Regions from separate parts of the Mus musculus genome. Here region 1 is linked to region 2. The links are chromatin contacts, found by Hi-C in ENCODE. All regions are on one chromosome and are shown on one strand. The core of a region is the stretch at or near the end of the contact, and the rest is flanking DNA. Distances in the headings are between cores, read along the strand shown. Region 1 has its middle 14 kb from the start of Gm32322. Region 2 has its middle 40 kb from the start of Gm32219.

Region 1 (5,013 bases), core at 1,768-4,267, 210 kb before region 2:
AGCAGAAACAGACAGACTGCCCTTTGCTCTTTGCAAGAGGTAGCGCACAGTGGATCATCAACCCAAAATGTCAAGGCCTTAAGTATAAAACTCCAGAATGATAACGGAAAAGCGAGATGACCGTAGGTTCAATATCAAAGGCACAATCCGAGAAAGGAGTAGTTGATACCCTGGATCCCACAGAGATCAACACTTCTGCTCTGTAAAACACACTGTCAAAGGAGAAGACAAGCCACGGACTGGAAGAAAGTATTTACAGATGGCGTCTCCATATCTGATAAATGATTTACCCAGAATACACCAGGAACTCTCACAACAAGAAGTGAACAGCCTGGTTTTAAAAATGGGCAAAGAGCTGAGCCAGACTCCTCAGCCTGAGAAGATATAAATGGTAGATAAATGATATTTGATCTCATGCCGTTGAGGAACTGTCAATTAAAGCAACAGTGATATCACACTGAAGACTCACAATGGCCAAGATCCAAAATGACAGAAATTACCGATGAAGCCATGAAGCCCTGGGAACTCTCATGGCTGAGGGTTGGACATGAGTTGGGTGGGGTAGCGGGCTTGGGGGTTGTGGGCAGGACAGTGCAAAATCCTGCCACCACTTTGGAAGACCTTTTTAACACAGTCATATCATGCACCCAGCAAGCATAGTCCCTGATGTTCATCCAAAGGAACTGACACCATGTCTGCGTAAATACTTGAACAAAACCAGGTGGTGGTAGTGGTGCACACCCTTAGTCCCAACACTCAGGAGGCAGAGACTGTTAGATTTCTGAGGCCAGACTGGTCTACAGAGTGAGTTTAGGATAGCCAGAGCTACGCAGAGAAACCTTGCCTCAAAAAACCAAAACCAAAACCAACCAACCAACCAACCAACCAACCAACCAACCAACCAAACAAACAAACAAACAAACAACTCCTATCTCCCCCGTATCCCCCCATGCCCTGACAAAACCCAAAACAAAACAAAACAAAACAAAAACAAAGATACCCTTCAGCAGGTGAGTAGATAAACTGTGGTATATTAACATAAAGGGTATTATTATTCAGCACTAACAATAAACGAACTATTGATACCCAAAAAGACATGGAGAGAATTTAATTGTATATTCAGATCTAAGGAGGTCAATCTGAATACGTTAGGTACCATATGTGGGAAATTCAAACTACAGAGGTAGAGGAAAGATCAGAGATTGGGGAAGAGAGGAATGGACAGGTGAAACAGGGCTTTTAGGGCAGTGAAATGCTATGTATGATGCTATGAGAACTGATACTGGTAAACTCTTGGGGACTTTTGATAGTAATCTCTCAGTGTAGGCTACTGGTTCCAACAAATGTTTCACTGTTTTGGGGGCAATTGGTAGTAGTGGTGCTGTGCATCTGTGGGCACAAGGAAAATGTATACCTCGTCTCAATTTTGCTGTGAACTTAAAGTTGTTCTCAAAACTAGTCTATTTTAAGACACAATTTCCCCCCAGCACAACAAACCATTATTTATATCATAGCATCAGGTACAGTGCTCTCCCCAGAATTTTCTAGGTCAGTTTATGAATGATCAAAGTCATAAAGTAAAATACCTTTTCTAAACACTTACAAAATATGGACCAAAGGGGCTCAGAAGGTGATTCAATGGGTAAGTGTGCCTACCATGCAAACAAGAGGACCTGAGTTCAAATCCCCAGAGCCCTTGTAAATCTGGGTACTTCATGCACATTGTAATTCCAGGGCTCCTACAGTGAGAGACGTTTCCCGAGCAGCTCATCGACTGTACACAGTAGTGACTAATAAAATGACCCTATCTCAAAGAAGATAGGTCAGTACCTAAGGTGGTCCTCTGACTGCCACATGAAAGCCTCCGTCCCCCTTCCCTCCCCCCCCCCCCCCCGCGAAACGATTGACTACATATAAAGATGAAGCATTTGAGTACAACCTTTTTCGAAATGAGATATACATCATATGGTGCCCAGTGCCATCCATGCTGGTGGAAATGCAAATCGAAACTACAACGAGCTACCTACAGCTCTGCATCCATCAGATTGCTGGAGATTGAAAGGCGGAGAATAATTAGTTGACAAGGACTTGGAGAACCTGAGCCCTCATATTCTGCTGCTGAGTCTGTCAAGCAGTGTAGCCACTATGAAAAACAGTTTGGCAGTTCCCCAAAAAGTAAAACTTAGAGTTTCCATACATGCTGGCAATTTCAACCCTGAGATAATTGAAAGCAAATGTCCACACAAAGATGTGTCTATCAGTGTCCAGAGCTACATTAATAAGGAAATAGTGGAGACTGCCTAGACATCTGTCACGTGAATGGGTGAGACAAGGCGATATATGCACACAAAATGGGAGTTTATTCAGCAGTAACTGAGAATGAAGTGCTGGTCCTTGCTGTGGTATAGATGATCCTTGGTGGTTTAGCCAAATGGAAGAAGCAAGTCACCAAGAACCTTACAGGCCAGAACTGGCAAACCTGCAGACAGAATAGCCAGCCACTTAGGGAAGGGGTTACAGCACATACGGTTGGGATTGCTCAACAGGTCAGAGCTTCCTTTTGATGCGTGTGCTCTAGAGAGTGACTGTGATGATGGCCACCACGTCTGTAAGTACACCAGAACCATTGCATCTCTGAGCCCTTGAAGGGGTGGGTTAATGTACACAAACAATTCTTCAATGAGCTATTATTAAAAGAACAATACAACTGAAGCCAGAGAGTGTTGGTGGACACCTGATCATCAGGCACTGTAGATCTTGGAGGGAATGGCTTTCCCTGACTCCCATCTTTGCTTCCCTTCCAGCTATTCTGGGTAAGCAATATGACGTGGAGCTGAGTTTCTGCACTGGGGCCCAGCCACCTCTCTCTGGAGAGCACCTGGCACAAGCTCCTGGTCTTATCTGGATTTTTGTTCCGCTGTTTGAGTCATCAAACAAGCACGGATGGGTCACACAGCTGACCCCACTGCTCAGCTGGAGTGTGGCCCTTTGTCCCACTGCTCCCTACCCTGCTTCCTGTGGTGGCAGTCATTGATTTTTCTCATGACAAAGCAGTCATTCACCCACTCTGGAAGGCTGGAAACTGTAACCCCCCTGTTTTAGAGTTAGGACAGCAACACTGAGAACCTCTTCAAGTAGAATGTTCTAGAAGGCAAAAAACAAAACAAAACCAAAACAAAAAACAAAACTCAATAGAGAGACGACTGTATGGGGAAGGAGCCAGTGCTATTTACACAGACTAGATGCAAATCTAGAGTAGGAAAAGAAGAAAGGGTTTTTAAAAAAACGTGCTCCTCAAATCCCAGGGGAGAAGCTCGCAGAAGCCAGCACCCTAAACCTCCATTTCATCACAACATCCAACTCCGTGCCCAATCATGCAGCACTGCAGTGACTAAGCTTTAAAGACCGGTGACTAACTTCCATACCATCAGAGCTAGAGGGAGAAAACCCCCTCCTTTCTAGAGAGGTGATGTGGGACCAGCAAGAGCTGCCTGGGAGCTGCTTGGTTAAGAATGTGGTTGGGACAAGCAGAGCCTGTGTTGAAGGCTTTAGAGTGAACTGTGATCTGCCCTGTGTGGACAAGTCCCCGCAGGCAGACAGAATCAGGGATGGGTGAGCTCCTAGTGCGCCCCCACCCATCATGGTCTTGCCTCCTCTGATGCGCAATGTGCTGGCTGAGTTGCCCCACCCAGTACAGTATCCACTCAACCCAAAGCTGTACATTAGGCTCTCCCCATTCCCGGCCAGCAGCCATCATCCTGTCGTTGGTCTCTACTCCTATTGGTCTCACTACAGTTGACAGAGATAAAGGATCTACCTTGAGAAAGGAGCACACACAGAAAATGCAATCGAGAGAAACATGTCCCTGTGCGGTGACAAGCACTCAGGAGGCATGAATGCAGCCAAGACTGGCACCCTCAGAAAGTGAAGTCCTGGAAGAGGTGAAGATGGGTTACAGCCTAGCAAAGAGCAGGAAACCTGAAGACCTACAATAGTACCTGGAGTCCAGGAAGTTGGCTGGTAAGTGGATGTTATATGATAAACCAGGTACATGTGTCTGAAGGTAATTGTTTCTGAGTTTCTAACTTGGGGAGATGTGGGATTAGGTCTGGCACTACTAGAAGCAGAGGCAGCCATAACCTGCATGTACCAGTCTCTCATAAACATACCAGCATGTTGCTCATGGCCTCAGGTTAATGGCATCAGAGAAGATAAATTATACTATTTGGGACAGTTCATTCCAATGCAATATGGATCCTGCTAGTAACCAATGTTTTGTTTTTGAGACAGAGTCTCACTTTGTAGACCTGGCTGGCCTGGAACTTTCAATGTAGATCAGGACAGCGGTGTTTTGTTTTGTTTTGTTTTGTTTTGTTTTGTTTTGTTTTGTTTTGTTTTGTGTGTGTGTTTGTTGTTGTTGTTTTTGTTTTTGTTTGAGACAGGGTTTCTCTGTGTAGTCCTGGCTGTCCTGAAACTCACTTTGTAGACCAGGCTTGCCTTGAACTCAGAGATCCACTTGCCTCTGCCTCCTGAGTGCAATTGCAGTCATGTTTTGCAATTATGGCCAATGTTTTATTTTTTTAAGGCAACTTTTGTGTGAAAAAAGTCACTCTAAGAAACCAATCATTACAAACACTGTGAACAATTGCCAATGCCTGTAAGCAGAGCAGTCACCTACCCTGGACCTATCCTTCCCTGGAGAGAATGCCCCACGTTTTTGAAGCATGGTCATGACCTAAGCCACCCTCTGCTGTGTTCAGTGCCTGGTGTGGTGAGTCCTCTGAGTCATGGTCTCCTTTTCATAGGGTTGAGCATTGATAAGATCAGGATCACTGCACAAATACACAACCCAAGCACTTGACAGACGTGGAGAAGGCACAAGCTATTGTTGTAGGGTAAAATGATTTTGGGAGTATTTGAGAAATAAACATTTTTTTTCAGGGTGACCTAATAGCAGTGTCTGGATAGCTCTGCATACCATTTATAGAGTCAACTAAGGTCCAGGCACATCTG
Region 2 (5,013 bases), core at 1,672-4,171:
AAATGTCTCTGGGATCCAGTGGGGATCTCATTAAAGCAGGGATAGCTTTCTGCAGTAGACTGTGGAGTTATACGGCTTAGATGAGGAGGGAGGCCGCTGTGCCGCTGCACTGAGAGATGCTTGCAAGCCTGTTCAGTTTTGATTCCTTTATAAACTGAAGCTCATAATAGCATTCAAATGGAAAATTTGAAGACTCCAACTGCTCCTGAGAAATGCTTCCAAAGGCAGGAGAGCCAATAGCTATAGATTCAGACATTAAAATGTGTTTGAATCATTAGCTCTGTGCTAATTGTTTGAGAAATCTAAAACAACACAATTAATTCCCTCAGTTTATGGAGCTAAACAGTCTGTCCTCTGCCTGCTGGTCCAGCAGATCTCAGGCTGGCTTCACCCTGGGTGTACCCACAGAAATTTTATGAGGTGTAGACTCCTGACCTGACCCTTAGCCCAATGGTTCTCAACCTTCCTAATGCTACGACCCTTTAATACAATTCCTCATGTTGTGGTGACTGCCCTCCCCACTCCAACCATAAAATTATTTCCACTGCTACTTCATAGTTGTGATTTTGCTACTGATATGAATTGCAATGTAAATATTTTTGGAGATAGAGGTTTGCCAAAGGGATGGTGACCCCCAAGTTGAGAACCCCTGCTTTAGCTTGTGCCTCCAGAGACCTGGATGCTAACTAAGCCTCACTAAGCTAATTCCATGCAGCTTAAAGCGTCTCAGAGCACCGGAGCAGAAATGCGGGAGAAGGAAACAGCATACAGACATCTCAGTCTGTGTGTGTGTGTGGGGGGGGGGGGGGGGGAAGGGGTCTAAAGCAGCAGTGTCGCAGAGTAGAACAAAGTTCAGAGCAGGGGCGGGGAAGGGGTGGGGGATACTTATGAAGCTACTAATCTGGAGCCATGGAAGGCTGAGGGGGGGCTTGGCAGGCAGGGAGGACTATTGAGGTCGTGGCACAGCATGATCTACCAGATAGAAAGGGGTGCGCTAGAGGCAACGGGAAGGCAAGAGCAGACGCAGGTCCTTGGACACGGAGAAATGCTGGTATTTCATTCAGTGCCCAGCGGGAAGGCCGTAGGGTTGGGGTAGGAGATCCCATCCGAGTCTCACACTTTTAAAGGTTCTGTGTCTCCTGAATGGAGTGTGTGCCCTATGAAGTGTAAGGGTAGACAAGTATCAGGGTGTAACAAATTCACCCCAGAGCTCCAAACTTGCCTAGATCTGCTCTTGCTCACTAGCCCCTCCACAGTCCAGGGAGACAGATAGGTCGGGGGAGAGCCTTCTTGCTAACAGAGTTCAAATCTGCCCCTTGGGGGAAATTTGCGTAATCTACAGTTTTATTACCAGCTCTGTCCCTAGCGATGAGGATTTAGGAGGAAAGAGCCCTCAAAACCACACGGGGTCTCTGACCACTTTGCTCCTGGTCCTCAGTGGTATCGTTAGGGGAGGCAGCTGAGACTGCAGCTGGTAGACATTATTGTCTCTCCCTCCCTTTCAGATGCATGGGTCCCCGGTGGCTCTCCGACTGCCTCCCTCCCTCCTTTCAGCCCTCACTGGCTTTATAGGCCCCAGTGCCTCTAGACCCTTGTGTCAGCAGGCCCACGGGGGTACTCTGACTCTCAACCCCGTGTTTTTATATCCTGAGAGAAAAGATGAAGGTAGAGGGACACGGTTGTACTGTCATTCTCTCAGACATCTCTAGCTCACCCTCCAGGGTGGCCAAGTTTTTAGAAAACTTAAAACTCCAGCAAAAGCCACGTGTGGTGCGTGGTATACGCCTTTAATCCAAGCACATGGGAGGCAGAGATAGTTGGATTTCTGTGAGTTCAAGATCAGCCTGATTAGCAAAGTGAGTTCCAGGTCAGTCAAAGCTATATAGAGTGAGACACTATTTTAAAAACAAACAATAGCAAAAAATAAAATACATACAAACTATGTAATTGTCAAATAAGAAAATTAATCAATAAAAAGAAAACTAAATTTAAAGAAAAAATCTAGTGAGAAAGACAGCAGATGGACATTTGGGAGCCAGCAGTATACAGATGGTGGCTTAGTGTAGGGCAGATAGAATAAGACATTCTCTCCTGGACTGTGGACAGTGCACCAGAGGCCAAAGTCTCCGTGGGTCAACTCTTACGAGGACAAATGAGAAGAAACAAATCTCAACCAAACTCCAGATCTACCTCAAGGCAAACTCTTGGGTGTCACAGGACGTTTAAAATCGGGGAACAGCCACTGTGACTTTAGGCTTGATCAGAGGAGAGGAGAGGAGAGACAGGTACTTAGAACTAGATCATTGTTATTCCTTGAGTTTTTATTCCAGAGAAAGTTACTGGTGTTTATTTGGAACAGTTATAAAGAAAACCACCCACAAGGCAGGAAACCGGCAAGAAACAGCGCACACTCTAGAATCTTTTGGATTTTAACACGCGGACTCTTTAATCAAGAAGTTGCTTATAGAGTGGGCTCTTCAGCTACTCAAAATAGTCCATGGTTTTATTTGGGGCTCTGCACCTAAACATTTTTGTTGTTGTTGTTAATACGATGGGGAGAAAAGAATACATAGACCTCTTTATCCTAATTGCTAGTCAAGAATGGGAGCACAGAGAAAGGAGGGATTAAAAACCGAAAGGCTATTTGCAAGGAAATAGCTCCACCTGCTGATATGGGCTTCCGTGGGTGAGATGTGAAGGGTTTTTTGTTTGTTTGTTTGTTTGTTTGTATGTATGATTATATTTTATTGGATATTTTATTTATTTACATTTCCAAAGTTATCCCCTTTCCCGATTTACCCCCAGAGAAGTCCCTTATTCCATTCCCCCTCCTCCTGCTCCTATGAGGGTGTGCCCCTACCTGCCCACCCACTCCTGCCTTCCTTCCCTAGCATTCCCCTACCCTGGGGCATTGAGCCTTTAAGGGACCAAGGGTCTCTTCTCCTGTTGATTCCCAATAAGGCCATCCTCTGTTACATGTGCAGCTGGAGCCATGGGCCCCTCCCTCCATGTGTAGTCTTTCTTAGTTGGTGGTTTAGACTCTGGGAGCTCTGGTTGTTGATATTGTTGTTCTTCCTATGAGGTTGCAAGCTCCTTCAGCTCCTTCAGTCCTTTCTCTAACTCCTCCCCTGGGGACTCCATGATCAGAAGGAAAGGCCATCCAAAGACTGCCCCACCTGGGGATCCATCCCATATACAGTCACCAAAAGCAAACACTATTGTGGATGCCAAGAAATGCATGCTGACAGGAGCCTAATATAGTTGTCTTCTGAGAGGCTCTGCCAGAGTCTGACATATACAGTGGCGGAAGCTCTCAGGCAACCACTGGACTGTGAGTTCTTTTCCAGACATTTTACTACTTAACAAACGCAACCTTCGTGCTCCCTCTAGAGGCCAACAGATGGATAACATCTCTGCAGAAGAATATCCTAAACTCTGCAGTTTCATTTTACTGTTAATTACATTTGCTCTTAGACAATTTCAGCAGGGCATATTGACCACTCTCACTGTGCCCTGTTCCCAGATCTCCCTACCAACCCTGTCCACCACATCCCCATCCTTTCCTCAAATCTTTCTTTTGGGGTCATGTCTTCACTTCCTTTTGTGACCCACTGAGTTAAACTGGTGCCATCTGTGTGATGTGATCACTGGCTCGGAGCTGGAGTCTTGTAGGCTGAGCAGTGGGTACACGATTAATGTTCAGTGGTACAGGACAGGGCCCTGTGGCCCCTCCCCTTCTATGACTGACAGGGCCAATCTTGCGTGCGCCCCTTGCAAATAACCAGTTACTATGAGTTAAGGATTGCAAATGTTGGTCTAACGAATGGCATTTCCTTGCCCGCCACGCCATCTTTGAAACTTTACACACTGCATTCCCCCTCTTCCTTAAGGGAAGTGGTCTAAAAGACTTGTTTAGAGCTGACGCCTCTCTCTCTCTCTCTCTCTCTCTCTCTCTCTCTCTCTCTCTCTGCACAGCACGCTCAGGCACTTTGAAAGCTAGCCCGCTGGGGTGGGGATGAGCGGGCAATTGAGACTCAGTCTCAGTTTGCTTTCTTTACATCATACAACCTTCATACAATTGTGTCCTATCGTCTACAATATGGCTTTATCCTCTTATTTCTGGTTAGGCGACCAAGAGAACCAACAAGAGCCTGTATTGGTTTGGAGGCCTCCAGTGTATCCTGACAAGAGCCTGTGTAGGTATCCCACACAAGAACTGGGAACTGTATTTAGTAACACACTGCTTCATGGCGCAGTCCCATCGGAGCCAGCAGGGTAGCAGTCTTCAGCTCTCTTTTATATGTTTGGTTACAAGATAATAGGCTTGCATATGGCTTCCTTTTGCTCTTTGTCCAAGGCAATCAATCCTCTCCCTTCTTTAACACCATCCTCTCCCCAGTCCTCCCGCCTTGTTTAAATTTCCACAGTGTTTCTCCTCTATAATTTTCTTCCTCCCTATAATTTTATTTTGCTTATGTTCTTACTATCCCCCATCATGTAAGGTGCCCCTCCCCCACGACCTCTTCCCAGTGTCCTGGCTCTCACAAGCACTCCTTGTTAATGAACAGACAGCCACCAAAGCAAAACAAAAAGCCAAACACCAAGAAAACAACAACAACAAAATTAAACAACAGGCTTCAGAGCTAAACAGGGATCTCAAAAGATGAAATCCAGATGGTAAGAAAACACTTGAGATGGTTTTTGGCATCCTTGGCTGTCAGGGAAAGGCAACTAAACTATTTAAAGATTCCATCTCATCCCAGTCAGAACCGTCACCATCAAGGTTGTGATTCTCCAAGGAACAGAGCTGGTGGAATGAATCTATACTAAAGGGGTACTTATTAGATTGGCGTGCAGAGTATGATCTGGGTGGTCCAACAGTGACCATCTCACGCCAGAGAGGCCAAGAACCTATTAGTTGCTCAGTTCCCGTGGCTGGATGTCTAAGCGGTCTCAATCTGGCACTGAAGGTTCCAAGAGAGCCACTGGCCTTCATGGCACCCTGGAAGACAA

Evidence for each region. A loop is a pair of places that touch in the nucleus more often than their neighbours do.
Region 1: a map of Patski shows a loop between it and region 2 (2.3-fold over the local background). The contact joins two enhancer-like sites. A Hi-C loop is called at or near these places in 3 of 37 maps with a recorded cell type or tissue (Patski and left cerebral cortex).

The regions. Positions count from the first base shown.
Region 1 is chr12:70,705,660-70,710,672 of GRCm38, reverse strand. No RefSeq gene overlaps it. Among named protein-coding and RNA genes, the nearest start is that of Gm32322, 14 kb to the right of the region's middle. Within about 2 kb of position 3,017, at least 1 of the 3 ENCODE cell types and tissues checked has a DNase peak (open chromatin) inside an H3K27ac peak, as active enhancers do.
Region 2 is chr12:70,493,364-70,498,376 of GRCm38, reverse strand. No RefSeq gene overlaps it. Among named protein-coding and RNA genes, the nearest start is that of Gm32219, 40 kb to the left of the region's middle. Within about 2 kb of position 2,921, at least 1 of the 3 ENCODE cell types and tissues checked has a DNase peak (open chromatin) inside an H3K27ac peak, as active enhancers do.